Linked DNA regions of Mus musculus: regions 1, 2, 3, 5, 6 and 7 are each linked to region 4. Evidence: chromatin loops called from intact Hi-C (ENCODE). Cell type or tissue: left cerebral cortex. All regions are shown on one strand.

What was found. Hi-C counts contacts between places; a loop is a spot of excess contacts. Peaks named below come from ENCODE experiments on the same cell type or tissue, not always from the same donor. Only the 100,000 strongest peaks of a DNase experiment are listed, where the experiment ranks them.
Region 1: a loop joins it to region 4, with 3 times the contacts of the local background. A loop is called at or near these places in 12 of 42 quality-filtered maps.
Region 2: a loop joins it to region 4, with 5 times the contacts of the local background. A loop is called at or near these places in 13 of 42 quality-filtered maps.
Region 3: a loop joins it to region 4, with 2.8 times the contacts of the local background. A loop is called at or near these places in 7 of 42 quality-filtered maps.
Region 5: it touches region 4 in a loop (8-fold over the local background); 9 of 42 quality-filtered maps call a loop at or near these places.
Region 6: it touches region 4 in a loop (10-fold over the local background); 22 of 42 quality-filtered maps call a loop at or near these places.
Region 7: a loop joins it to region 4, with 4 times the contacts of the local background. A loop is called at or near these places in 11 of 42 quality-filtered maps.

Annotation. Positions count from the first base shown.
Region 1 is chr7:120,103,014-120,107,013 of GRCm38, reverse strand. Tmem159 (transmembrane protein 159) reads right to left here. Exons shown (of 5, transcript NM_145586.1): 2 at 2,185-2,384. The coding sequence starts at 2,280. Among named protein-coding and RNA genes, the nearest start is that of Tmem159, 2.6 kb to the right of the region's middle. In left cerebral cortex, a CTCF peak has its summit at 1,840 (motif pointing right); DNase peaks (open chromatin) are centred at 461, 1,820 and 3,696; H3K4me3 peaks cover 669 bases; H3K27ac peaks cover 227 bases.
Region 2 is chr7:119,846,986-119,850,985 of GRCm38, reverse strand. Rexo5 (RNA exonuclease 5) reads right to left here. Exons shown (of 20, transcript NM_001370778.1): 20 at 2,043-2,254. The coding sequence ends at 2,173. Among named protein-coding and RNA genes, the nearest start is that of Dcun1d3, 47 kb to the left of the region's middle. In left cerebral cortex, a CTCF peak has its summit at 1,688 (motif pointing left); DNase peaks (open chromatin) are centred at 68 and 1,687.
Region 3 is chr7:120,202,138-120,206,137 of GRCm38, reverse strand. It overlaps Abca14 (ATP-binding cassette, sub-family A (ABC1), member 14), which reads right to left and starts at 2,174. Exons shown (of 31, transcript NM_026458.4): 1 at 2,079-2,174. In left cerebral cortex, a CTCF peak has its summit at 2,149 (motif pointing right); a DNase peak (open chromatin) is centred at 2,156.
Region 4 is chr7:120,325,249-120,329,248 of GRCm38, reverse strand. Abca14 (ATP-binding cassette, sub-family A (ABC1), member 14) reads right to left here. Exons shown (of 31, transcript NM_026458.4): 31 at 3,897-4,000. It overlaps Abca15 (ATP-binding cassette, sub-family A (ABC1), member 15), which reads right to left and starts at 565. Exons shown (of 31, transcript NM_177213.3): 1 at 425-565. In left cerebral cortex, a CTCF peak has its summit at 1,507 (motif pointing right); DNase peaks (open chromatin) are centred at 974, 1,507 and 1,888.
Region 5 is chr7:119,671,945-119,675,944 of GRCm38, reverse strand. No RefSeq gene overlaps it. Among named protein-coding and RNA genes, the nearest start is that of Acsm4, 16 kb to the left of the region's middle. In left cerebral cortex, CTCF peaks have their summits at 2,111 and 2,313 (motif pointing left); a DNase peak (open chromatin) is centred at 2,315.
Region 6 is chr7:120,122,743-120,126,742 of GRCm38, reverse strand. No RefSeq gene overlaps it. Among named protein-coding and RNA genes, the nearest start is that of Zp2, 21 kb to the left of the region's middle. In left cerebral cortex, a CTCF peak has its summit at 1,807 (motif pointing left); a DNase peak (open chromatin) is centred at 1,796.
Region 7 is chr7:120,096,012-120,100,011 of GRCm38, reverse strand. No RefSeq gene overlaps it. Among named protein-coding and RNA genes, the nearest start is that of Dnah3, 2.7 kb to the right of the region's middle. In left cerebral cortex, CTCF peaks have their summits at 1,424 (motif pointing left) and 1,998; DNase peaks (open chromatin) are centred at 1,427 and 1,988.

The DNA of each region.
Region 1 (4,000 bases), 220 kb after region 4:
TCACATTCTTAATTTCTGCTTAGCAATTTAAAATATCCACCACCAGCAGCAGCAGCAGCAGCAGCAGCAGTGTCTTTTTGTTACTGATCCTTATGAAGAAAATGCATGCATGTTTGCTCAAGACACAAATTAGCCTCGTGCTAGACCTAAGTTCAATGTCAACAATCAACAGAAAATATATACATTAATGCATCTTTCCAGAAATATGCATAAAATAAGGACATGCACTGATCTGATTACAAAAACACTGGGACTAGAAACTTGCAGGACCTGAGTTCCTTGTTTCCTGCAGAATCGTGATTTGCTAAGTACTTGCTAAGCCAGTGTCAATGGTGATTTCCCACAAGTCATGAGAATGAACTATAAATGTGCAAAGGCCACGAGGACCTTTCTTACTGAACTAACACATCCAAGAAGTCTCAGCCAACTAACTAGAAAGCTGCTTGTCCATCTTAAAAATAGCCTGGTAAACTGGCAGTATGCCAATTGCATTCTGAAGCAAGTCCAAAGAAGGCCTCTGTGAAGCATATGGCTTTAGATGGTAAAGTGTGTGTTTTATAGAAGCTGGTAAAACTATGGTGTCCAATAGGGAAAGAAAATCACAAAACAGTTCCCATCACTTTAGATGCAGACATACTTTTATGTGCACATGGCATAGACGTCTAGAAGATATACAACAAAATGGTAATAGTATTAGCTAGCTGGTACTGTTTACCTTTTTTTTTTTTAAAGATTTATTTATTTATTATATGTAAATACACTGTAGCTGTCTTCAGACACTCCAGAAGAGGGCTCCAGATCTCGTTACGGATGGTTGTGAGCCACCATGTGGCTGCTGGGATTTGAACTCAGGACCTCTGGAAGAGCAGTCAGTGCTCTTAACCACTGAGCCATCTCTCCAGCCCCCTACTGTTTACTTTTTAACAATCTTTTTGTGAATATGCATATACTGTATAAGTGCACACGTGTGCTTTCATGTATGTGAGTGCACATATATGCAATGGTGCACATGTGGAGGTCAGAGGACAACCTCAGGGGCTAGCCCTTGCCTTTCACCTGACCCTCTGAAACAGGGTCTCCATGGGTTGTTGTTCTAGCACTGAATAAGACAGGATACCTAGTCACGAGCTTCCCAGGATCCTGCTGTCTCAACCTCCCACTTTGCCATAGGGACCCTGGGATTAGGGAGATGTTCTCATATGGCCATCTGTGTGTGGATGCTGGGAATTCAAACTTGTAATCTCACGATTAACAGACAAGAGCTTCACCAGTTGGACCATCTTCCCAGCCCTAGCATTCTGTTTACATGCTGAAAGGCATACAGAAAACAATAAAGATCCATACACAAAGAAACTGAGCATCTCAAATCCCACCGCACTGATCTGTGACAGGATACCAAAAAACAAAAAACAAAACAAAACAAAAAAACCATGGCTAGTTTGCATCACAATAATCCTGTGAAGGTAAATAACAGTCTAGATTTCAGAGTTAGTACAAAAAGGAGTGTGAAATATTCTCTTTTCCATTAATTTTTATAATGATGGCATGCTGAAATGATACAATTTTTGGTATATTAACTAAAATATATTCTTAAAATTAACCCATTGCTTCTTTGCAGTTCGGGTTGGGTACCAGAAAATGTGAGTGCACCCATGGCTCAAGAATCATTGCTGCTGGATGATGGAGTTCTAGTGGAACACAAAACTCAGACCGTAAATGAGGCACTGGCTGGCTTCTTTGCTTAGGGGAACAAATGAGTCAAGCATTTCAAAGAAAAGAATAGTGTCTGCTGTATAGACTAAGAATAGCTTCTTTAGATCCAGCCAAAGAATGGCAGTGACCACAAGGGGCCACTATCCAACCAAATTCTGCACCATATGGGATGTAACTAGTGGTCTGTGATTCTCGGTGACTTCCAGGAATCTTCCTTAATTTGGAGGTGTCTTGAAAACAATCTTCCTTCCCATTCACCTGCTGTCCTACTGCCCTGAATGTCACTATGACGGCTGATGCTCTAGCAGCCACAATGAACATGGATATGAAGGTCACACTCAGACATAGTAGGGTACTAGGAGGAAGATTCCTGACTTATTGTAGATTTCTATTTGAGAAAGAAACAGTGTCCAATCTTGTTCAGACCAGTGTTTTCAGGGTTTCCCATTATATGTGGCATTGGGCACTGACCTTTGAGTTATTCAGGAAAGACTCTAACAGCAAACCCAGCTTCCTTTGCAGCTCCTGTAAGTCTCTGGAGACACTCGGGGGCTCTTCTTTGGCCATCTTGAAATGTCTGTCAGTCTCACTCTAGAGTAAACTCTCTACCAGGAAATGCATTACTGTAGTACGTAGCCCAATCTCTCATGTCCCCCCGTCTCTTGCTATCGCTGAAGGAAACAAAAAAAAAAATAATTATTAGCAATCTCCAAGGAGCTCGGACCATCCCCAATACATTAACAGCAGGCATGCAGATGAATATAATTTGACAATATTTATCAATTTAAGCTGCACATACTTTGACCCAGCAATTTATTTTTTATGAACCTAAATAAGATAGATATGTGAAAAATACTCATAGGATGTATATCATATTCCTGTTTGTTACATAAAAAGACCAGCAAGATAGGAGGAAAAAGCTAAATCCATTTATTATTTATTATGAACACTTCACTGTTTTATACACACACACACACGGTGTAGAAAAAGATCCAGAAAGGCTATTCTCCGAGAACTTATGCCAAACAAGAAAACTGATTGTACTGTACTATTCAATCTCACCCCTCCCCCTTCTCGCTACCCTACCACTCCAGGCTTCCTTTGCTCTGACAACAGGGGCTTGGGGTGCTTTTTCTTCTTTCTTTGGCTCCCAAGAACCTTGTACAATGCCACACTTTATTTATGTGTGGTGAGGTCTTCACTAACAAGACCTGTCCCCGAGGCCTTGGCACAATTATTTTCTGTGATTCAACAACAGCCTGGAATGTATAAGACAGTCCCTTTCTCACGTCGTTTATGCATTTTTCATTATGGCAATGAATCAAATTAGATATGCTTTTAACCCCGGCTGAGTTTTCAAATAAAAATATTATTCTATATTAATATATTATTCTTATTTCATGTCTCCTAGAACACCTTTCTGGGTTGGAAAGCATAGGATCTCCTTGCAGCTAACCTAGTGTTCTTATAAACCTGCGCTCAGTAGATTCTATCACAGTGCCCCAAATGACTGAATATACCACTTGCCCATTATGTGCAAACACACCTTACCAGTGTCTACACTACAGAGCCTAGTATGCACACCTCCATCACACCAGCTAAAGATTCTCTCCCCTTGGTCAGGGGAGAACCAACGTCAGCACCATTATTTATGTTGTTAAAGCAGCAGCTCCGAGTTAGTGCTGAATTTAGATGGCCCCAGGCTTCAGTTTACCTAATCACATTTCTACAGCGGGCTACAAGTCAAAATACACCATTACAACTCGTCTTTGGCCTGGGAAACATGCAAATGCCACGGAACCGGTCTGGGGAGTCTGCTGAAAGCTAGGGTAGGAAGAATGCGGAGGAGGACCGCAGTCAGGCACACTCATCTACCTAGCCACCAATTTTCTGACCATCTACTCCTTCTAGGGTCCTCTTCAGAGCAGCATCACAGGGAAGGTGGGAAGGCACCACCCCAACCAGCCTAGAGGTGCCCCGCCTACTCTCCGTTTTAGGGGGCCTAACCAGGTTCTCTAAGATCGTGCTCCGCCCCTTCTAAGATTCCAAATAAAGCTTTGCCTCCGGACTCTCGCGTCTTGCAAGCAAACCGCCACCGCGAACGTTCCAGCTGCGGGTCCGGTCGAATCCCCAGATGGGGGCAGGCCTTCGGGGCGCCTGGGAATCTATCCTGGTCCCCATTTCCGATGAGGGTTGAGACTTTCTGTTCTAAGGCTAGGGATCCATGGAGGAAACCGGTGTGATGCAGATGGGGGTCTGATCACGACTACGGGGCATAGAAACTAGG
Region 2 (4,000 bases), 480 kb after region 4:
GGAGGAACAATGTGCAAACGCACGTATGAATGGAATGTGTGTTTTGCAAGAGGCCAAGTTGGCAGCTTTGGTTTCCAAAAGGTGGGAGCATCAGCTGGAAGAACACAGTGTGCAGAATCTTCGGAGGCTTTTGCGGGCCAGGTCCATTTCTTCAGTTTTGCAGTTGGGGCCTGGGGGAAACCCTCATCCATTCTGAAGGAAATGGAGTGCCTTAGGTTCAGAGTGCCTTGATGGCTTCTTGGAACAGTTTGCAAAATCCCCTAATGTTTGCCACTTATGTGCTCTTAAGTTGGACTTTTTCTAACAACCATGAAGTAGGTTCTGAGCTCCCATTTTAAGCAGGGTCTCATAGGAAAATAGCATTTTTACTGCTGTTCTTGACATGTTCCACAAATGGAACTTTGAAGTCTCATACTTATTAAAAGTAGGTATTTCCTCATCTTATACAGCTATGGAAATGAACTCAGAATGACCCAAACACACAGCAACAGAACCAAAGTTCTAACCCAGGCCTGTCTATGTCCAGGAGAGGCACTGTCTATTTGGACCGGAGCCTCAAGGGGTAGATACTAATTGAACCCAAGCTGGAAAAGAAACTCAAGTTAGCCCAAGTTTCCTCCAGTGGAGGACTCCAGGAAAATGTGTGTCAATTTCACATCAAACCTTTGTTCTACTTAGGGTCCAACTTATAGAGAGGCTACATACATTTAAGGGTTAAACACTATCTAAGTGCCCAACTTTAAAGTTTCAGAACTATTTCTTTTCTCTCCTAACTATAATAATGCTGAACTTTTTTTTTTAAAGTAAAAACCAGGGCATCACTATGTAGCCTTGTGGCCTGGCTTTCAGACTCAGATCCACCTGTCCCTGCCTCCAGAGTACATGCATCACCAAGCTTGCTTGGGTTTTCTTGTTTTGTTTTTAGTTCTTAACCTCAGATATCAAAGCCTTTTGTAAAATATGATTTACCTGTCATACTATTCAGAAATACTGTTAACATCCTGGCATATAGCATTCCAGGCTGGGTTCTAATTGTATGCATAGCTTTGTATATTTACCCTACACATCAGGAATCAAAACTATATAGTACCCCTTCACATGCACAACTATGAACAACTAAGTGAAGTTATCTCCATGGTAAATTCTGAGAGCCCGATGAGGTGCTTTTGATCTCAGAAGGCAGAGACAGGTGGATCTCTTTGAGTTTGAGACCAGCATAGTGGACAGCCTGGTTAGCTACATAAAGTGAGACCCTGTCTCAAAAAGCCAAATAATAATAATTCTATGAGATACTAGCATCTGCTTGTGAATTAATAGTATTCAACTTATATTGAGCAAATAATTAAAACAGCTAGGATTTGAAGGGGGATGTGTGCACACTCATTCCTTTCTAATAACCCTATGGTATCTTCTACCCTACGCCCCGCTCCCCTTTTTTTAATACAAGTATCTTAACTACTCTCACTTTTTCAAGTGGAATTATAGGATCTGTGTATACAAAGCAAGGTTCTTGGTGTGTGTGTCTGAATTTACTTTCTCAGGATCAGTTAATATCTACAAGATTAGGAATTGTGGAGCCATGTCCCATCTTTCCAACACAGCATTACCTGTGAGAGTCACCTTAAAACTTAGCACTGTGAGTTTGAAGTTTCCAGTTTCCAAGTAGTGCCCTGTCCGATGGGGACACCTGCTGGTGAAGAGTGATGCTGCAGCTATATCCCAAGGAGGAGGAATTCCCAAACATGGGATTGAAAGCTAAGTCTCTTCCACTCTCTTTGCTTTTGCCAGATGTTTGTTCAGCCTATCTCCACCCCCTGGCCCCCTTTTCTAACAGATGCCAAGGAGTCAACAGTTTAGCCAGTTACTTACAGAAACTTGACAAACTGGCTGGATTTTCTTTTCTTGGCCTCAGTATATGTCATTTAATGGTAGTGCTACAGGAATCAATCAGTACCTGTGTAATAAACTCAGACACAAAATACTCATCCACCCCCACCCTCCCCCAGCATTACCACCACCACCACATCTAAGAGGAGGAAATGTTTTGAGTTTTAGGCATTTATTGGAATTTTGAACATGACAATATACTTTAGAGGGTATCCCAAAGCTATCTGAAAGAGGGAGAGGCTTGCCATCATTGCATGTGAAATGGCACTTGGAAAGTGCAGAGACTCACACTCTCACGCCTGGGGTATCACTTTCTTCTTCCTCTTTTATTTTCATCAGTCCTAGGCCAGGGTGCGACCCAAAAGCACTGCAATAAATAAAAACAAAGACATGCTGGGTTTTGTTTTTTTGCCTTTTGTTTTTTCAAGTCAATGTTTTCTCTGTGTGTAGCTTTGGCTACACAGTCACTCTGTAGACCAGGCTGGCCTCAAACTCATAGATATCCACCTGCTTCTGCCTCTTGCGTGATGTGATTAAAAGTGTGTGCCACTATCCCCTGGCTGAGGAAGTAAGTTTTTAAGTAGGCATGTGCCATACACCAAGAGGCAGCTTTTGTAAAGTTGCCTGCTGGAGAGGGCTCAGTGAAGAAGCCTGATTCATATCCTAGCTCTGCCACTTAACAGATCAGTGGCACCAAGGTTTAAAGAAGCATAGTAGTAACCAGCATTTACTGGGTTCTTTTGTAAAATCAAGTATGGACAGTTTTAAACACTTGTATCACTGGGCTGCTTTTAAGTTTTAAAAAGACAAGTATTCATTCCATCTTCCAAGGAAAGACTCAGATATAACTTGTTTAAATCATACAGTTGCAAATAAGAACCAGGTTTCAGTAATGAGAATCTGTCCTTAGAGTCCCTAGAAACTAGTGTTAGTCTTTTCAGTTTACTTAAAGCTTTGTTAGTACTACTTGAAAATCTTTCTATTGCTTCTTTAATGATGCATGTTATTGGAATAGTGCTTTGATACCTGTTAGTTCACGGTCACATTTTTATGAATATTCATAGGACTGGGTTAAGAGAACTAATGGAGCTTTTTGATACAAGACAGGCAGAAAATGAGTAAAACACAAATGGTTAACTAGCAAGTTAGTAAGTACTAAGTCTTTTATGCAGGTTTCTGGAGTCAGATCATTATGGTTGAAAGCCTGACTAGTTACACTTACTGAGTGACCTTGGTAAATTACTTAACAGAGGCATTACTGCAATGTTTGTGCTTAGTAAGAACATGAATAATTTAATTCTGACCCAGAGTCTATCTATGTAGCACAATACTTGCTTATTAAGGGTTTGACAGATCTCCATGTGTCAGCCAGTGAGTTTCCTGGATCCCTGCCCACCTGCACCACACCAAACCTTATGGGTGTAAACATACTGTGTCCTGGCTAACTTTGGTGAGTATCCTAAACACTTACCTACCTGCCCTGTTCCTAAGCCTGAGGCTCACTGTTAGTGACCCTATGTTCCTGCTTAGCTAAGACCTTGGCTCACCCAATTGGCTCGGCTTGTATAACAGCTATGCAACGCATTTACTGTTCCTGCTTACCACTGAATTGGAATTAACCCTGTTCATCCAATCCAAAATCAACATTTAGTATCTGAAGGATTGACTACCAACTCTTGATACTCAATCTGAAGCCAACCAAGCATGGGCAACAAAACCAAAACTTCCAATCAACAGAGGTGGGCTAGAATCAGACATATAACCCACAAAATTGTTCTCCATGACCAAGTCACATTGCAAAAACATAAATATTAAAGGCTAAGAGATTATATCCCCCTATAAACCCAGGAGTCCTGTATAAATATTCTCTAATAAAAACTACCTAGTGTTAAATTTAAAAGAAAATCATAAGCACCATCAGAAACCAGTAAACAACTCAGTGAACTTAAAGACGATCAGAATAAATCCAAGATAATACTGAATGTGACTGAATGAAATGACAAGACAGTTCAAGATCTGAAAGCTAAATTCAGTAAAAGGTAGCAATAATGAAACTGGAAAACTCAATAATGTAATTTTAACTCTCGGGAAAGCCTTACCAGCAGCGTGGATC
Region 3 (4,000 bases), 120 kb after region 4:
AAGCGTTGCCAAATCAGATCCTGAACATAGAGAGCAGCCCTTACAATGCAACAAAAGACACACCAAATAAATAAGGGGCTAAATACAGTCCTAGTAAACAAATAAAAACGAGTCCTAAACAGACATTTCCACAAAGAAACAGATAGCCAAAGGCCTCATTAAAAGTTCCCCACTTTAGCACCCAGAACAAATGAGAACTAAATGTTCACTGGGCTTCAACTTCCCGTGCTATACACTAACATTCTATATCAAGGACAAAATAGAAAATAGCATGTGCCGAGAGAGGAGAAAACTGGAACCTTTGCCCACTGGTGGCACATGGGGCAGAGCGTATTGGGAAGTAGACTGGCAGCTTACTTCTCACAAAGCCAAATGTCCAATGTCTGTATAATCCTTCAGTTTCACTTCTAGAAAATAGAAATATGTCCATCCCTGTCTCCCCTCCCCCACCCCAAAGTATAGGGCCAGTGAGATGGTTTAGCAGGTAAGGATGCTTCCTTAAGGTGGATGAGCTGAGTCTGATTGCTGGACTCACGTGGTGGTGGGAGAGGAGTGACTCCCACATGCTGCCTCTGACCTCCACACACGTGCACACACATTAAATAAACAAATGTAAAATAAAACATATAAAAAATGTTCGCAAAGTCATCGTAACCCCAAGGTCCATTCAACTGATTAACAATATGGGACAAGGCAATTCCCCACCACGGAGTCTCGTTTGCCCATATAAGGAATGATGTAGGTAGGGTACCTGCTACAACAGGCAGGGACCTTGAAAGCAGTATGCTAAGCAAAGCGTATATGATTCCACTCATATGAATTGTCCAGACTTCACTAATCCAGGCACACAAAAAGAGCAGCAGTTGCCAGGGGCTGTAGGGAGTAGGCAGTGGAGAGCGACTGCTTAATAAGTGCAGGGTTTATTTGGGGAGTGATGAAATGTTCTGGAACTAGTACAGACATTGAGTGTGGTAAGGGACACTCAAAAATATGGTTAATCTTATGTTGTGTGGAACTGTAATGTTTTAAGCCTGTGAGATTAATAAAGAATTACTTTCTCATTGAAGAGGAGACACAGAAGTCAAGTGATTTGCCTCAAGTCAGGTTAAGACCAGAGTTGATCCTGGGTCCCCGAATTCCTCCTTCTAGCCCCTCAACTGTAAACAGTGTCCATATCAAAATAGAGTCGTGCTAGATGGGATGGCACATGCTGTTAATCCCAGAACTACGGAGGCTGGGGACAGAGGACTGCCATGCATTTGAGGGTAACTTGGACTATATAATGAGCCCAAGGTCAGCCAGGTCTTAAAAATAATAAAGGGGCAGGGAGGGGAGGGAAGAGAAGAGAAGGGGTCATAATCAAACTAGCCAAGCCATAAGTTGGGAAGTTAAGAGGGTAACACAGGCACACAATGTCTATCATAAAACTACCCCCAGGAAAGCCTAAGGGCCCTTTTCTTCTGTTTGCTTTCTGAGGCAGGGTCTTGTAGCCTGTTTGCCCTCAAGCTCCTGCCTCAGCCTCCACAATGCATGGGTCACTTACATATGCTCCGCACACTGCCTCTTGCTACGGAAGTCAACTCCTGCAACAAATCCCTGTCAGCCCCAAGCTCAATTTCAAAACCCAGGGCGGTATACTTCCGCCCTTAGAAGTGTCCCACCTCAACCGTCTTTGAGACTGATGTGCCTTGTATCCACAGCATGCACAGCCCAGATGTCCAGATGTTAACTCTTTAGACTAGCAGTTCTCAAAGACCCTTTCCCAGAGGTCACCTAAGACCACTGGGAAACACGTATGTTTACATTATGATTCATAACAGTAGCAAAACTATAGTTGTGAAGTAGCAACAATTTTATGGTTGGGGGTCGTCACAACATGAGGAACTGTATTAAAGGGTCGCAGCATTAGGAAGGTTGAGAACCACTGCTTTAGACAGCCAGTCCTCTCTTTTAGGCTGGCAACACACATACACAATGAAATTCGTTCCTAAGTCCCTGTGGGTGGATGTGGAGGACCCACATCGGACTCCTGGGGCGTCTAAGGGCAGCTGCAGAGCAGGTCCATCCCTGACACACACCTCTCGGACTACACAACAGCCACGGCCACCATCACAGCCACGAGGGGACGCTCGTCGCCCGGGCACCGCTCCTCTCAACGCTCTAGCCAACCGCCTGGCGGCGCAGATCCGATCCGGGTGCGCGATGGGAACCAGGCGCGCGCTGGAAGGAGCCGCCTGAGTGTAGCCCCTGTGCACTCTGGAGCCTTTTCCACTCTACTGAGTTTGGCTCACTCCTTTAGAAACAGAGATTCTCGTAGTAAAGCCAGCAAGACGGTTGAAGCGATAGCAGAACTCAGAGGTCCAGATAAAAACTTTCGTACATTTCCAATCTTTTTGTGTACGTATGTGCTTAGAAGCTGTCTTAGAGTCCGTCCATCCACAGCAAAAGAGAAGCTCCGCTATTCTAACTTCTATTTAATTTTTGATATTGTTCACTGTTGTTCTCCTTTGGTTAATTTTTATCTTTTTATTTTTTATCTTTTAATTTTTGCTGTTTTAATATTTCTCTTGAGCATTGGCTTACCTACTCTGTGTGTCCAGTAAGCCTTGCTGACTCGATATTGCTGCAGCCTGGGGACTGGACTGTTTTGCTGCACTCTCACCTTTAGTGTGTTGGTATCAGTCTAGGGAGCAGCAAGTGACATGACCCACTTCTTTCTAGATCTGTAGGGGGCAGCAGAAAATTTCCCCAGGCAGAGATACTGCTTCAGGGAAGGCGGGGAAGAGACGCAGCAGCTTCCCCTACATTACTACTGAGTTTATTAATAGTAGTCTTTCTCGAAAGTCATTACTACACTTAATAATAGTTGTATTGTTTTAATAGTAATAAAAATTAAAGCTGGCTCTGGTGGTGTACACCTGTTGTCCTAGCATTTGGGAAGTCAAGGCCAAGCCTTGACTACATAGGAATTTTGAAGCCGGGGGTGGCCTAGGTGAGACCCTGTCTCAACAAAACAAAACAAAACAAAACAAAACAAAACAAAACGGGCAGCCGAGATGACTCTGCTGTTGGAGCTCTTCTAGAGGACCCTAGTTCACTTCATAGTATCCATGTAGGGTGGCTTACACCTGTAACCTCCAGTTCCAGGAGATCTGATGCCCTCTTCTGGCTTCCTTGGAAATGTGCACACATGACACACACATACACACACACACACACACACACACACACACACACACACACACACATGCCCCAAATGAAACCTAACTGCTGCGGACTCCCAGGATGACCTTGGACAAACCCTGGAGCTAACAAGAGCATCTGCATACCTCGGTGACTGTTGATGTAGTCAAACGAGATAGGCTGTTCCTGCTATGAGTATTTGCAGCCCTAGTTTTCTTTGCTCCTTCCTGACACCTTACCACTCTGGGGCAGAATAGTCTATTTTCTTTGAGTTCCCGGAAGCACTTTCTCCAATTACTGGTCAAGGTTAGGCGTCACTACTCCATCAATAGTAGAACATTAGGCATCACTGCCTAGAGTCCTGCTTTTAAATACAATATGAACTCCTTGGGGAAAACAAATACACAGACTGCATTTTGGCTCTTTACATGATGGAAGCCATTACCCTTGTCTGAGACTTCAAGGTGAAGGTTGTTTTGTTTAACCTGGGTCAACTTTACGTTTAACGCAACAGTTAAGGACTAGGGGTGGTGTGGGAAGGAGATTGGGAATAGAAGAAACTCCAGAAATAGACAAAATTAAAACTATAACAAAACCCTCCAAGCCCCTTCTCATCTGCCTTTCTCACAATACTACCCCCAGGGGATCTGGTGTGGAAGAGCAAGGTGGAACCAGAAAGTCCTCTACACACACACACACACACACACACACACACACACACACACACACACAAACACACACACACACAGCGTGCCCAGGAATGTCAGTTGGCTAATTACAGGAATGGGAACAGCTGACTCAAGAATCATCACTCCCA
Region 4 (4,000 bases):
AGGATTAAAATTTACATCCCAGACTTTCAGAGAAACAACTTGCCAGTATGTCAGGGAACGAGAATAACAAGAATAAAACTAAGTGAGCAGAAGAGTGAAGCTCGGGAGGCAACCAAATCCTACACAGCCCAGACATCTCTTTACTCTGTGTTCTGGGTAAAGGAAAAAATGTGGGGCTAATCCCCACCCTCTTTTAAGACAGTCTCATTGTGAAGATCTGGCTGGTCCACAACTCAAAGGGCAGTGATGGGGCATCCTGCCGTTTTGCCTTTGACCTCCTACACCCCGAGCTGTGGTTTTGGCATTATCCCCATTTCTATATAGAAAATGGCAAATAGCGAGAGAGACAGAGAGAAAGGGAGATTGAACTCCCAGGGTATCTGAAAGCAGTGTGAGAGCAGGGGACACACAAGGGAGGACTCACCACTACTGCTCTAGTTAAGCAACCTTAAACCACTTAGCGCCTTATCCACCGAAGAGCATCATATGGCCCAGTTCTGGAAGCTCTTCCTGCACACAAGCAAGGCCTTAGCTAACCGTCCTGTAGGGTAGTGCTCTTTCTTCCAAGATCGTGGCCCCGGATCGGATCTCGTGCAACGAATTAAAAGTACAGTCGTGGGTGGACCAGAGGCACGCGCCAAGTGCGGTGAGCCGTTGAGGAGAGTCAGGTGCAAGAAAAAAGATGGAGGCACGTGCTGGGGGAGGAACAGGGGATGGGCTGGGAGTAGGGGGAGCCAACAAAACAGAAGGATCACGGAGCATATGCCGAAACCATATATTTCTCCTGTTCTCCCAAGTGCAACAGTTCAGAGGGAAAGAGCACGGAAGCGGGTCTGGGAGGGCTCCTGGCGATAGATCAACAGTCATGCACTGTAGTTAGGAGATGAGTTACTAGAGCTAGCAAGCTCAACCTGGAGTCAGAGAGACCTGGCACAGAGCCCAGCACAGAGCCTGACTTGTTCCAAATCCTTCTCAGCAACGCCTATCATTCAGTCCACCATGCACCATTGTTCCTTTCCACACTTGGGATCCTCTGCCCACAGCCCCAGCAGTATAGTGTTTCACACACCCCTCTCTCCGTTCTCCCTCCCATCTCTCCGCTTCTCTGACTCTATGCTGCTCCCCAATCTGGGATATCTAGCCACTCTTCTCAGTTCCTTCCAAGTCCGTACTGACTTAACCATGAACCCGCGTGCAGGAGCTGCCTAAGCCCTTTGCCCTCAGCTCTCAGACTCCCCACCTGCTTCATCTGGGTTCATCCACTAGCCTGTCAATAGAGGTCGACTCCACCTCTATATCAAATATCCCAGTGCTGTACAGGTCCATGAATGCCCACTCTTCTTGCCTCTACCCATCCTGATACCCTCTTCCAGTGTGGTTTCATTTTAGAGTCACAGGCTCTGAGTTCTGACAGGCACCGCAAGTTATCTATCCTTGACGTGCATGATAGGGATTTATTGTTGCATGGCGCTAAAAGGAGCGGGAACTAATGTGACATTACACTTTGTCAGGAGAGGGCGCTGGAAGAACACCATAGAAGCTTCTCTCCCGGGTTATCTTCTGCTTCACTTTTTTTTTTTTTTTTTTTTTTTTTAATTGGCTCTGGCCTGGTAACTTGCCAAGCAGCAGCTTGGACAGCATACTCCCCCAAAATCCCCACCCCTGCTCCCTCACCCCCGCACTTACAGTCCAGGACCATCAGGGCCACAGCTGTCTGGCTCTCAGCGAGAGGCTGCCAACAACCCAGCCTCAACAGCTGTTTCCAGTTCAGGCGCTCAGGTATTCAGCCCTTGAAGAATCCGCGTCGCGGAGCGGACGCGGCTACCCTGTGCTTGTTCCTTGGATGTTTTCATTCATCAGCGATAGTGCCGAGAGTTCATTTAAATATCTTCAATAAACTTTCCCTGTGCAAATTGTAATTTGGCATCTTGTCTCTAGGGGGAAACAGTGACCTGCGCACCAGTTGCTGTGGTCAAACCTTTGGGCACCTGCCAATCTTCCAATGACAAAAAGTAAGTAGCAAAACCTACTTTCCCCAGACCTGCGATGACTCAATGATGCGGTCACGGAGAGTGGACCGTAGAAGACTCCACACATGTTTTAATCTGCTAAAGCAATGACACATAGATGGCTTCTGGATATCATTTTGTTGCTAGTTGGGGAGGCAGGGTCCGGGGTTTACAGGTTCTCAGCCTCCTATCCAAAGAATTAAAAACAAGGACTCACATAGACCTGCAAAAATAGCAAGATAACCATATGCATGTCCGGTTGTGAATAGGCCTAAGTTTTGACTAGGGCATTCTCCATAAAAGTTCACTTAACAGAATTTGCATTGCTGGACATGCACCTGAAACTAGCTCAGGCCATAGCAGCCTTTACACTCTTGTTACAAGGATATGTCAGAATATTCTTGGAAAGTAACCACTAAGTTTGATTATTGCTGGAGGCAGAGAAATTGATAGTATGGTTCACAGAGAACCCAATCAACGCAGGTAGGGGTGTGAGTGGGTTCTGATGCTCCATAGTGTGCAGTGTGCACAGACCACGTGTGTGCACAGTTCATCCAGGCAAAGGAGCAGGCTGCCAATAGTGTTGTTACAAGAGGGAGCATAGGCATAACCAAACAGGGTCCCAGGGTACTAACCTGCCTCCTATGCTTGCCTGCTTCACTTTTGTTATTGACAGTATCAACTGAGGATGCAAACGCCGAGAACAAGCCGCCCCACAGTACAGCAGCCCCAGACTGTTTGCTGGGTGATTCTGTGCTGCCCACTATACTTGTCTATTTCTCAGACTGAGTGCTAGAGAGAGGATTAACGTCTCATGGTGTTCGCCATTTGCTCTCTGTTGTATGCCGGCCTGAGGCTTACAAGGACTGGGTACACCAAGGAGGCAGGCTGGGGCTGAAAGAGACTTAGATGGCGAGAGGTTAATGGAGCCAAGACATGATTCTGTTCAAGGCCCTCCAGTTTACAAGAGTGTGCTTATAAAAGGGGGGAAGGCTCATCCCCTGCCAGTCCATTCTTGGTGTCTGGAGCCAGCCTGTAGGCGATGTGCAGAATAGGACATTCCTCTGGAAAATCTCAGAGGCTTCTCAGTGGGTAGCAGTGTCTTGGAGAGAGCAGTGGCTGGTGGCAGAACAAAAGAGCCATCTAGGTCAGAAGGCTCCACCTTAGGTAATTTCCTTCTCAGTGGCAGCAAGGTCAAAGTGTGGATCAGCCTACTTCAGGGCTGAGGGAGGCTACAGCTCTCCCTGCCTAGACTGTAGGAATGCACCCCACCTTCTTTCTGTCTTAGAGCTGGGTCAGAGTAGGAAAGAAGACACGGGATTCTCCTTTGCCATTGTTTCATTTTTGAGACAAAGATTCATGTAGCTTGTCTCATAGCTGCTCTGTAGTGGGGACTGGTCTTAAACTCCTGGACTCCCAGCTTCCACCTCCTCAATGACAGGATTGGAGGTACATGTGGCTCAAAACACACTATTAAAAAAAATGTTTCCTTTCTGTTCTTAGACTTTCATGTTCTTAGTGCAAAGACTCCTGATTTGACTTGGGGAAATGACTGTTCAGCTGACCTTTTAATCTTTGACATTGACTGTGTGTGACATGAACGTATGTGTGTTCTGGGAAAGAGATGATTCTCCTGGGGCCTCCTCCTCCTCCAGTGCACAACCAGCTGCTACAATGTAATGATAGTGTTCTTCATGTTGCCCCAACTATATCACCATCCTTTGAATGTTTCTATTCTCAGGATACTCTGGAAAAGAAAAAAAAAAAAAAAAGACCTTGTCTCCACCCTGGTAAATGCTGTTTCTTTCATGTTTCTAGGAGGGAGAACAGGGTATTTCATAACTTTAGCATGTAGATCTGAACATACTAGATACACATACTCATCTAAGTCTATAATGAAGGGGATACATTTTATTATGTAAATATATTTACACAGTTATATATACGCAGGGACAGTGATACACACATAGTTATATATACGCATGTATATA
Region 5 (4,000 bases), 650 kb after region 4:
ATTTTAAAAGAGACTTACATTTTAAAATGTAGTGCGTGTCTGTACACATTGGCCACCGTGTAAATGTGGAGGTGAGGACAGCTTGTGGGCAGTGGATTTCTCTTTCCATTATGTGGGTTCTGGGGACTGAACTCAGGTTTCAGGCTGAGTGTCAACGCCTTTTTACCCACTGAGCCGTCTTCCTTACCCCTGGGTATCTTCTCAAAGAACCAATTCTTTATTTCATTGATCATTTAATTGTTTGAAAGTGTGTTTTCAGTGTGCCTTTCATAAGGATGGAACAGGTTGACACAAGTAAAGACCCAGGCAGGGCCTTTTAGTACAAAGCAGTAAGAAAACTGGCCCCTAGGAAAAGCCTTTTAAGCCAGGACATTTAATTACTCATCCAATGCTTGAAAGAAATAGGACAGGGGAGTTAAAAACAAAACAAAACAGAGACCCAGTGCTTTTAACAGTTTTGGATGTGGACTTTTCTTTTTATTAAGGAATAGAGGGAAGATCTAAGTAAATGAAACATGGGTTAAAATATTGAATATGGAATAGAGAGATGTCTCAGTGGTTAAGATCACTGGCTGCTCTTTCAGAGGACCATGGTTCAATTCCCAGTGCCCACATAGAAGCTATAATTGTCTGTAACTCTAGTTCCAGGGGATCCAACACCATGTTCTGGCATCTACAGGCACCAGCCACGCATGTGGTGCACAGATATGCAGGAACACACCCGTACACATAAAATACATCTTGAAAAGTTCTGAGCCATTTCAGCTGAGGCGTTTTGTTATTTACATACCATCAAGGCAGGACCCTGAAATGGTGTACAGAGCTTCAGGAGGGCTGAGGGCTGTGTCACCTCTCAATGGCACACCACACATTTAAAACTCACTATTCGTTTTGATTGCTTTGGACCTACTATAGAAGCATGGCCAGACCTATGGTCTTTAATGAGTGGTGAGTTTTCCAATGTGAAGTCAAACTTTCATTTTTATTTTCTTGATAAGAAATCCAACAAGCGAGCTGGGCAGTGGTAGCGAACACCTTTAATCCCAGCACTTGGGAGGCAGGGGCAGGCAGATTTCTGAGTTCGAGGCCAGCTTGGTCTACAGAGTGAGTTCCAGGACAGCCAGAGCTATACAGAGAAACCCTGTCTCAAAAAAAAAAAAAAAATCCAACCATCAGTACCTAATCTAATAAGCCGAGTAAGTTGTCTGGAGCAGGTATTTTAATGATATTTTAAAAATCAGTTCTATTGTGGTGAATGTTTTAAAACTTTACTTTGTTGGTTCTTCATTCATAGTATGCAGAATAGAATTAATTTTAATACATTTTATTATTACTGTAACTTCGATGAACGTCTTTATTAGCTCTCACACTCGTTATGTTTTCTAGGAATGTACACGAGTATATCTGGGACTAGAGAGTGTTTTACTTCTCCCATGTGGGACCATAATGGCCCAGGACTGTGGAGGAAGGGTCAAGGAGAGTTTCAACCATCCCCTCTCCCAACATGGTACCGTAAAGTAGGCTGCCCTACCGTCAACCCTGGTAAGAATTTATTACCCTGAAGGTGACCAGGCTTCACTCCTTGTTTGACCGAATAAGGGTCTCCCATTCCCCAGACCCTACACCCCCTGAGTATGTAGATGAAACATCTTCCAACACCCCTGACCTGCTCAAAGGAGCACAGCCACACAAACCTTGCTCCAGAAACCATTGCCACCTCCCCAGGGACATAAATACCCCTCCCCGCCCCGCCATTAAACAGAATTAAGTTCTCTAAAGCTGTTCCCAGGTGTGTGCTCTTTGCCCGCACACTCACCACCAACCAAGATCCTGCTGCGCCCCCCCCCCCCCAAACTTGGCTAAGCTTCTTACCCCCCAGTCCAGTAGTGCTGGCCCGAGCTCCCTCTCCAACTACGATACAATTTCCTTTTTCTGGTGAATTGCTTGTCAGTTTTCATCTCAGGAAGGGCACTTTCTGTCCTCTGTTGTTGAGGATATTTGAGAAAATAAATAGCAGGATCTATGGTCAGAATGTCAGTAACCAAGGAAGGAGTTAGTTACAAACACAATTTTCTAAGTTTGAATACGATGTGGTGCCCTTTAAAATGAGAAGCTAATTCAATGCACCTTCTCTGGCTTGGGGTCTCCACTTTGGGTTGGAAAGTTATAGTTTTCAGAGTATCCATCCATAATGCTTTAAATGGCTGTAGAGAGCCCCTCCCCCGCCCCTAAGTCGCTGCTATTATGCAGCAAAACACAGGAACTTGGAGTGGGCTCCAGCGCCTAAAGCTTCCTACTGCCATCTTGTGGCTACATCTTGAAACTGCAGCTCTAACTGCATTTTGCTCCTACCCTGAGCATCACCAAAGAAACATGAGTTATACCAATTATACGCCATGAGCATGGGAACTTTAGTGTGAGCATATGTTAGGTGGCCTTCACTGCGATGTCAAGATATAGATGAAATCAAAAGAATGGCTCACTTTAAAGATCTTGATCCCTCCCTGGCATGCCAGTTCTCTTTTTGATGAACTGGCCCCGATTTCCTCACCCACACTGAATCAATTGGATTTACAAAAGCCATAGTTGCATGAGGGGAAAGGAATGGCCCATGGCCCACAGTACCATTAGCATGCAGACCCAGCTGGTCTCCAACCTCAGGGAGGAATTCTGTTACAAAACACGGCAACATCTTTGTGGCAAGGTCAGCTTTGGTAAAGTCAAATCACCCCACTAAGCCATTCACCAGGTCACTCATTCATTTCTAGTTATGAGTGGAGACAGAGACAATCTTCCCTGTAGCCTGTGTTCTTGTAAGATACATATGGGAGGATGGTAGAGGGGAGGGAAAGGGAGGACGGAGAGATGAGAAGGAATGAAATGACCCTTTCTTCCAATCACGTGGTATGGCATTGGTAACTCAAAGTTGTCCTGGGGGATGGAAGATGGCTTAGTGAGTAACAGTGATGGCCAAGCTCTGCAAGCATATGTACCTGTACTCTGATCCACAATATCCTCAGCATGTCTGTTATCACAGATCCAAGTAGGTCCTGGGAATCACTGGTCAGCCAATCTAATCAAAACAATGAGCCTTAGGTTCAGTGAAGAGACCCTGTTTTATAAAATGAGGTGGAGAGTAATTGAAGAAGAAAGACAGCATTGTCCTCTGTCCTCTACATGTGTGTGTGCATGGGCACACGCTTGTGCACACACACATACACGCACATGCACTTGCACGCATACATGCACACACTCTGTTCCGTAGAAAAGAACATGAAGTGAATCAGGTCAGAATGAGACAGCAGAGAGTAGAGGGGCCAGATCTCTCAGTCCTTTTAAGGTCTAAGCACTCCAAGGACACCCTAGAAGGGTCTACCTTTCAGAGGTTCACGGTATCAGGTGCCAGGCAGGGGACCAGTCTTTAACATATGGACTTTAGAGGCAGTACCTGTATTTGAACCATAGCATCCTTCAGCATTTGTCGAACAAGTCATAAAGGATTTGCTGAAGGGACAGTGGCCATTTTTAATTTGACATTGTCTCATGGCACCACGTTTTCCTATTTTACTAGGACATTGTTTTGCCTTTTCTTTTGTTTTAAAATGTGTGGATAAACCAGGGAGCAGAATGCAGAATGTGCATGGACGATCATGACTAAGTTGGGAGCTTCAAAGACCTCTTGAGGAAAACTGTCTGGGCCAACCACCCAGGGTCCTTGGAGGTCACAGCATCCCCCTCTTCGATCCAGAACACCTAAGCCCTGTAGTGTTAGAGCAGAGGGATGTAGCATTACATGATTCATGTCATTCAATGAAAACAAGGTTTCCCTCTGTGTTTCTCCTCACCTTCCTGTTTAACACAAGGATTCTTTCTGAATCCCCAACTGTATGATAATCTCTACTTGGCAATTTATCATGAACCCCAGCGCAACTGCTTTCTTAGAAGCGTGCTTTGTGACCTCATTCCTCTGAAGCACACTGACATTTGCTTGATGCCCAAA
Region 6 (4,000 bases), 200 kb after region 4:
AAAGCCCATGTAACAAATCTTTAAAAACAATACATATAAAACACACAGAAAAATACATATAAAAACATTTAATTAGTATGTTTCTTCTGATTAATAAGCAAATTGTATAGTCAAAAAATAAGAGTAGCTTTCACTTTGGGTGCAGCCCTTTCAAAGCCTTAGAGGACCAGATCTGCCTGTGTCTGTCCTTTGATTGTCACCAATACTTCTGCGGGGAAGAGATTTGATGGGAAGTGTAGCTCACTTGTCCCATCTTAGAGAAAGAAGCTAAAGGAACCTCATAAAGTTACTGATCACACAAGGCCCCTTTCCAAGGCTGTACAAGCTGGAACACTGGAGGGGAGACAGACTCTTTCACAGAGATGACTGTTTGGGCAGTGAGCTCCAGGGATGCAGCTGATGTGACTCTCGCCACCCACACTGAGATGCGCTTTTAAATGATGAAGTTGCCTTTGAGCTGCCCAGGCTCCTGCACACAATCCCTCATCCTTGCTCCTTTAAGTGGCCCCAGTAAATGCACAGATTCACCAAGCATGGCTATTTTAATCATGATTCTTGGTCTGCCATTAGACTACAAGTTAGACAGACAATAGGGGGGCCACAGATAAATAATAAAGATAGCAAACTTCTGGCTTCTTCCTTACCATCCTGACCTGTGAAAAGGACCTAGCAGCTTGAGACAAAGACCTAGAGGGCTTCCTTTCTGGCCAGTAATCCCCCAACACACACACACACACACACACACACACACACACACACACTCACAGGCATACACGCACGCACGCGCACGCCCGTGCCCCTCTCCTGAAGCCTGAGGGGCTGGGGGCTTTAAGGGTCTTTGGTTAGCTGGAATGGGGATGGGGTATTCTCCTTTCCTTAATTTAGAGTTGGTCAGTTTAAACAAAGGGATGCTGACAGACCCACAACTTTGTTTAACCAGACCTTGAACTTATCAGACTGGTCTGCTGTGTGTGTGTGTGTGTGTGTGTGTGTGTGTGTGTGTGCGCTCTCGAGCTCAAATTTCCTTACCTTTAATAAAATTCTTTCTTCACCAGCTGAGTCTCAGATTTCCTTTGCTGCTTCCCGTTGTTCTCAAGTTTTTTTTTTTTTTTTTTTTTTTTTTTTTTTTTTTTTTTTTTGCCTTTTAATTCTTTAATTGGCAGAGAAAACGAACCCAATCCAAACCCCTAGAAGTAACAGTTATGTCATATCTGAGAGTAGACATTTTCTCATGTTTCTCCAGATAAAGTCACACCACACTCTTATAGAAGAAGCCATATTAGTATAAAACCTACACATACCTCATTACTTAGAATAGTGATTTTAAGACCTAATAACTGTGAGTGCTATGTAAAGGCTTGTTGTATCAACTAGGAAATAACAATAAAAAGCCTGTGAATGTCCAGCACAGACACACTTTTCTTTCAGATACTCTTCATCCATGCTTGGTTGAATCCAAGGACACAGAACCCACAGAAACCAAGGACCAACTATGAAAAGAAGCTTGGTTCAGACCAGATAGTACTGCAGTGTCTTAGCTCCTGAACTCAGGAGCCAGGAAACATGACACAAAGTCAGTGCTATAGACTGGAGACTTGCAGCATGGCCCTGGGTCAACTGTTGTCCTCCCTGGGTCTCAGGCTTGCTGATGACATCAGGGATGGTGGAGAAGATGCTTTCCACCTGGCTTCTCGGGGAGTAGACAGTGCCAAAGCTCACACTGTGCCTGCCACAGTCAAAGCAGGGCCAGTCACTCAGTCGCTCTGCTTTCACAGCTGGTCTGTAATCTGGTGGCTGGCTTCAGTTGGCTGTGATGTTGGCTCCCTCTACTGGCTTAAAAACAAACTTCGGGTGAGTGGGGGAGGATGGCACTTTCTCTCTCTCTCTCTCTCTCTCTCTCTCTCTCTCTCTCTCTCTCCATCTCCAGGTGGAAGCTACAGCACCCATGGTTTCAATGGAAGCCACAAAGAGATGGTTTTTGACACACTGCTATTATGGGCACTACTCCATGGGAAACTAAACATTTACAATATGAAACCAGTGACCCCTGGAGCCATTCTACGTAACAACAAAGGTCATGGACACTCTGCTGCCTGGGAACTTCACATGCCTGGGAACACATACCTACCCCAAAAGACCTCAAAGGCAGGTAGAGGAACTCATACTGGTTCCGGGGGTGAGTTTTTCAAGCAGGCAACCTGTGTTTGAGTCCCACATCCCAAACTGCTCTTAGGCAGCCAAAGATCTCAACCTTTACACTTCCTCCCCTTTAAAGTGGACAGGAGTTTGCACTGACTGGAAGCATGCAGACTGGAGACAGCACTCAGCACACAGCAAGTGCTCAAAGCTAAACAAAACAAACTTTTCTGGACAGAAAGGTAAAATTATTTACTGTGTAAAGCTAAAGTTCTCTTGCGTGGGCCCTGGTCGCCTTTCCAGTGAGCTATTCTTCAGATTGTGTATAAAAGGCCAGCAGCTTCTATGGCATGAGGCTAAGTTAACCTAGTCTTGATTTAGATGCCGTGCTTCCTGGATGAATTCAGAGAGTCACTTAATCGCCAAACCTTGGCTTCCTTTCTGTGAACTAAATGCTGATGCTTAAGAACAATAAGCAGGCCGAGGAAAACAATTGGTCTGCTCATGAACAGGAGGGTCTAGTGCTTCTAAGTGCTGTGGAAAAGCATTTGAACTTGGCTGAGTCTGGAGCAAGAGTGTTTACATAATCAGAAATGTGTTTTGAAAAGCTCTTGCCTAGTAGCTGAGAAGCCTCCCCGGACGGGTTGCGCAAAGCACTGTAAATATGCCCAAATCTTGTGTCCCAGCTGAGACCCTGCTCTAAGCCAGCAATCTACTTGGAACATCTTCTTGGTGTCAGATGACATAGCTGGACTAATAGGGGCAATCTGGGATGTAGGCTTTTCCACATAGTCCCCATCTCAGGAAATAGTATCACTAGCTACCACCACCCACTGGTTAGAGCTAAATATCTAGATGTCAACTTTGTGTTCCCCTTTTCTTTTCCACCTACACCAACCAACCAACCAACACCTCTAGATGTCCACACAAGAAAGATCTTCATCCCCTTCCGCCAAGTGTAAGCCAAACCCACAGCCATCCCGTGTCCCCAGCCTTTGCAGATTCTTAAGTGGCCTTCCTGTCCCCAGACCTTTGGCTGTGAGTCACAACAATCCTAAATCTGATCTGGGCGTAGATTACAATATAATCCAAATATAATCTATACTATACAGAGGCTGGAGCAGAAGGAGCTAGAATTTGAAGTCATATTTGACTATATAGAAGTCATTATAGAAGTTCCCTATCAGGAAGAAGGGAGAGAGGGAGGAACTGGGGGGAGGGAGGGAAGAATGAGGAAGCAAGTGAGTGAGTGAGGGAGGCAGAGGGAGAAGGAGAGAAGGAAAACAGGGAGGAGAAAAGGGGCAGAGGGGAGACAGGTAAACAGAAAAAAAAAAAAAGTAATGAACACCTGGATGTCTGACCACAGCATTTTTCCATATAGGAGCCTGCAGTGCCTCCCTCTCAGTGCTGTGGTGTGGATCTCTGTTCCTTTTCCACTCTCATTCTTTCCATGCCCAGCCACACTAAGTTCTTTCCTGCCTTCAAGACTTAGGGCCACTGTGCCCCAGGAACACCTCCCACCATAGCCAGAGCCACACCTACAGCCTGTCATTCTTTTAGTCACAGAGCTATACCTACCTAATCTCTGTAGTTGCAGTGGCCTCATCTTTATCAGCCCTTCACCTCTATTCTGTGCACTCATCACAGTCTCTTACAGATGCTAGGGGAAGCCGTGACCCATCTCTGGTTCCCTTGCCTTCTCCTTAGTGTGGGGCATTCCCAAGACTTACTTCTAGAGAATAGGAACCATGACAAGATATATGTGATTGTGTATACACATGGCAAGAAATGTAATTCATGTAATTGCTAAGTCTCTTCTCCTTGGTGTTTTGAAAACAAGAGACTGTCACTTTGTGAGCTGTCA
Region 7 (4,000 bases), 230 kb after region 4:
GTAGTTCCTTCCATTCTTAACTCTAGAGCCAGAGCCACATGGCTGAAGCTGCTGAGGTCTTCTGCTTACAGGAACTAGAACATGATCCCCTTGTACTATTACATTATCACTAGCTTTATGTTTTCTAAATCCTTCACTGCCTAAGCTTGGCTATCCTGGTTCTTGCTCTGTAGATTGACCTTGAATGCAGAGATCAGCATTCCTGTCTCCTGGGATTAAAGGTGTGTACCACCATGATGGATCTAAATTTAGCTGGGTAGGATCTTGCCCCAAAGTCCCACTCCCTTAATCTGTTATCTCCTAGAACACAAGATTTTGTTCTATTTCACTTCCTGGCACCCCTTTAATATTCGAACCATATATTTTATATTTTTCCTTTCTAAGCTTGCTGTGATTGTTCAAACTTCTCTTCCTATTAATTAGCCAGAGAACAAAGCTGGGCTTTTTTAAAAACTTCGTTTGTCAATGCAATTAATCTGAGTCTCTTCACCTCAGCCTCAGGCTGACTTCTCAGACAAGGGCAAAAAGTAGCCACATTCTTCACCAAAAATTTCACAAAAACAGTCTTTATGCCACATTCTGAAATTCTTCTCCTTTGAAATCTCTTGGGCCAGGTCAACACAGGTCAAATCACTCCCATCAACAAAGTCTTCCATATTCCTACTAGGATGACCCATTAAGCCCCATTTGAAGGATTTCACTGCTTTCCAAATCCAAAGTCCCAAAATCCACATTCTTTCAAATAAAAGCATGGTCAGGCACAGCAATACCCCAGTCCCTGGTACCAACTTCTGTATTAGTCAGGGTTTTACTGCTGTGAACAGACACCATGACCAAGGCAAGTCTTATAAAAAAACATTTAATTGGGGCTGGCTTACAGGTTCAGAGGTTCAGTACATTATCATCAAGGTGGGAGCATGGCAGCATCCAGGCAGGTATGGCTCAGGCAGAGCTGAGAGTTCTATGTCTTCATCCAAAGGCTGCTAGTGGAAGACTGACTTCCAGGCAACTAGGGTGAGGGTCTTAAGCCCACATCCACAGTGACACACTATTCCAACAAGGCCATAGCTCCAAATGGTGCTACTCCCTGGTCCAAGAATATACAAACCATCACAAGTTCTCAGGTTCTTTTCACCCAAAGGCCCTGTACCCATTGCATCCTGAAGAGTAACTCTGGGTAAAAAAGAGAAACCATGGGGGTTTTACTGAAGACAACAGAAAAGATACCTTTAAAGAACTGCGTACCTATCAAGCACATAATAGGGACTCAAAAACATTTCATGGGAGGAGAAGGAAGGGTAGGAAGGTAGCTCAGCGGTTAAGAGCCCTGCTTGCTCTCCCAGAGGACCGAGCTTCCATACTCAGTATTCACAAAGCAGGCCATAACCCTAACTGTGACTCCGGTTCCAAGGAATCTGGCGCCCTCTCCTGGCCGCAGTGGGCACTCTATGCATGTGGTGAAAAAACACGTACCAACAAAACACACATACGCATTAAGTAAGTAAGTAAGTAAGTAAGTAAATAAATAAACGAATAGATAAATAAATTAATAAATGCTTTACAGATACATTCCAGGAGGTTGGGAGATGGTGGTAGGTTGTTTTCCTGGCATACCCTTGGGTTGTGTATCTAATCCCTATCACTAGGAGAAATTGATGTTACTTCAGCCACCTTATGTTCCAAGAAATAATTAAGCTGGTAACAAAAAAAAAAAAAATGAGCTTGGAGATGACTGATGGGGGTGGTAAGAAGTTTAAGGAATTTCACTCCAATTCCACTGACATCAGAAAGGGGAAATGAAGCACACAGTGGACCATGAGTAGTCAAGGGCGTGTCCCTGAAGTTTTTAGTTTCAGGCACTCTCGTCTGGCTTTACACTTTCGGTAGCTGCAGTACCACACAGTCCTCACCCAGGGAGCTGGGGATGGGTTTGTTTTCCTTAGACCAAGCTGTGGAATATTGAGGCGTCTCTGGGATTTCAGCTCAAGGGTGCCACCTAGGGACAGCTCTTTGATCCTCTAATCCTCCTCCCCGTGCATCTTTGTTGTGCTTCTCCTGGAGAGTCGCTGCCTCTGCTTCCATTTCTCCTCTTGGGGGTGGGGAATCTACTAGCACCTCTGTAGCATCAAGAACTTGACTCTTGAGGAACATTCGAAGGATTTATAAAATAAACCCATGGGAAGCGTCTCCTAGGCCTTTCCACAGCTTCTTACAGCAGTGGACTGAATATTTTTATCCCTTCATCCCCTGATGTGATGGTACTAGGTGGTGGGGTGGGGACCTTTTCGAGGTCAATAAGTCAAGGAGATGAAGCAAGCCCTTATGAATAAGATCAATGCCTTATAAGGGGAAGAGCGGAGAGGAGAAGAAAAGGAAGGAGAGGAGCGAGAACTTTACCTCTTTCTACTAGGGTACTAGGAAAGAACACAACAAAAAGCTAGCTGTCTAGACTCCCTGCCGGAATTTCACCATGCTGACACCCAGACTTCAGACTTCCAGCCTTTTGAATTATAAGAAATGTTTCTTGTTGTTGGTTTTCTTTTTTAATAAGTCATCAGCCTGTAGCGGTCATACTAGCCCCAATGGACCTAACATACTTGTTCTAGTTAAGCAATTTTTTCACCCCTCTGAGATCTATCCTGAGCACTTGGCTATGAAGAATAAGAAATTGGGGGTGGGGGGTGGGATGTCTTCAGCAATGCATTCACTTTAACTGTTAATAGCCAGAGCGGGAACATGACCTAAATCCAGCTGACCTCTCCTCTCATGTGGTGGGCACGAACACCCGCAGATCACATCCATCAGTGAACAGAAGGTCTGGTTTTAATATCTTTGAACACAGCTAGTGTTGAAAGCACATTACAATATTTCAGACAAGAGCCTGACTCCTTACCCAGGAGCCCATGGGCTCATTAGCCCCATGCTTCTCTCTACCCTTCACACACATGGATGCAAGTCTGTGCAGCTCACTGACACAAAGGGCTGATCCTGTACAATTTATTTATGTGCTGAGCAGCAAAGCCAGACCTTGTATGTGCTAGGCAAGTGTTCTACTACATGCGAGCCACATCCCAGACCCTTTGTGTACTTTATGGTAAGAAATATTATCATAAGGAATGAGGAAGGTCAGGTTACTTTAAAGTATAGAGAGCAGAACCTTGAGCATAAAGTGGAAAAATTCTGAGTTGCTTGGTGTTTTTAATGGAGCTGAAAACATTTATGCCTTGGGAAGTTGCTCTGTGGAAAGAACAGTAAAGAAAAGTTTCATGTTGTATCCACTCTGATAAAGAAGAGTCAAGGTCAGAAAACTTTGCATCTCTGTTTTACTTTCCTCGAGCATGGAATTAAGGGAACAGGAGATGGGGAGACAGGCATGCACCACAGCATCCTGAAGGAATTTAACAAGTCTAACTTGGTTTTGAAAGAATTTTGAAAGCAGCCATTTAATAAGCCCTTTGGATGCTGGTGCAATGGTGAATCTTGGGTAGGTGTGTGTTAAGTATAAGTGCTTGTGTGCCTGTGACTATTATATTGGTACTAGCCACAACATTCATAAAGAGCCTGTTGCATTGGATGACAAAATTGTCCCAACCTGACCAGGACAGAGGACATTCTCAAGATGCAAAACTACAGTGGCAAAAGTGGGGAAATTCTCTTAAAACCAAGTTTACCAATCATGCACTGGGCTGATCTCCAGTATTGCATAATCTGAGCATGGTGGGTCACACTTGAAAACCCAGCACTGAGGAGGTGGAAGCAAATGATCAGAAGTTCAAAGTTACGGTCAGACCCTGTCTCAAAGTGTGTGTGTGTGTGTGTGTGTGTGTGTGTGTGTGTGTGTGTGTGTGTGTGTGTGTAAGTCCTATGCAAATTTGGATGAGTTTACAATGTGCAAACTGTTTTAGATGTACTATCTTATTACGGGATGGGCATTCACAATATTACCCCCTCCAAAAAATTAAAAAAATTTAAAAAGGAGGTAAGGTTTGTTCTGGAAAAC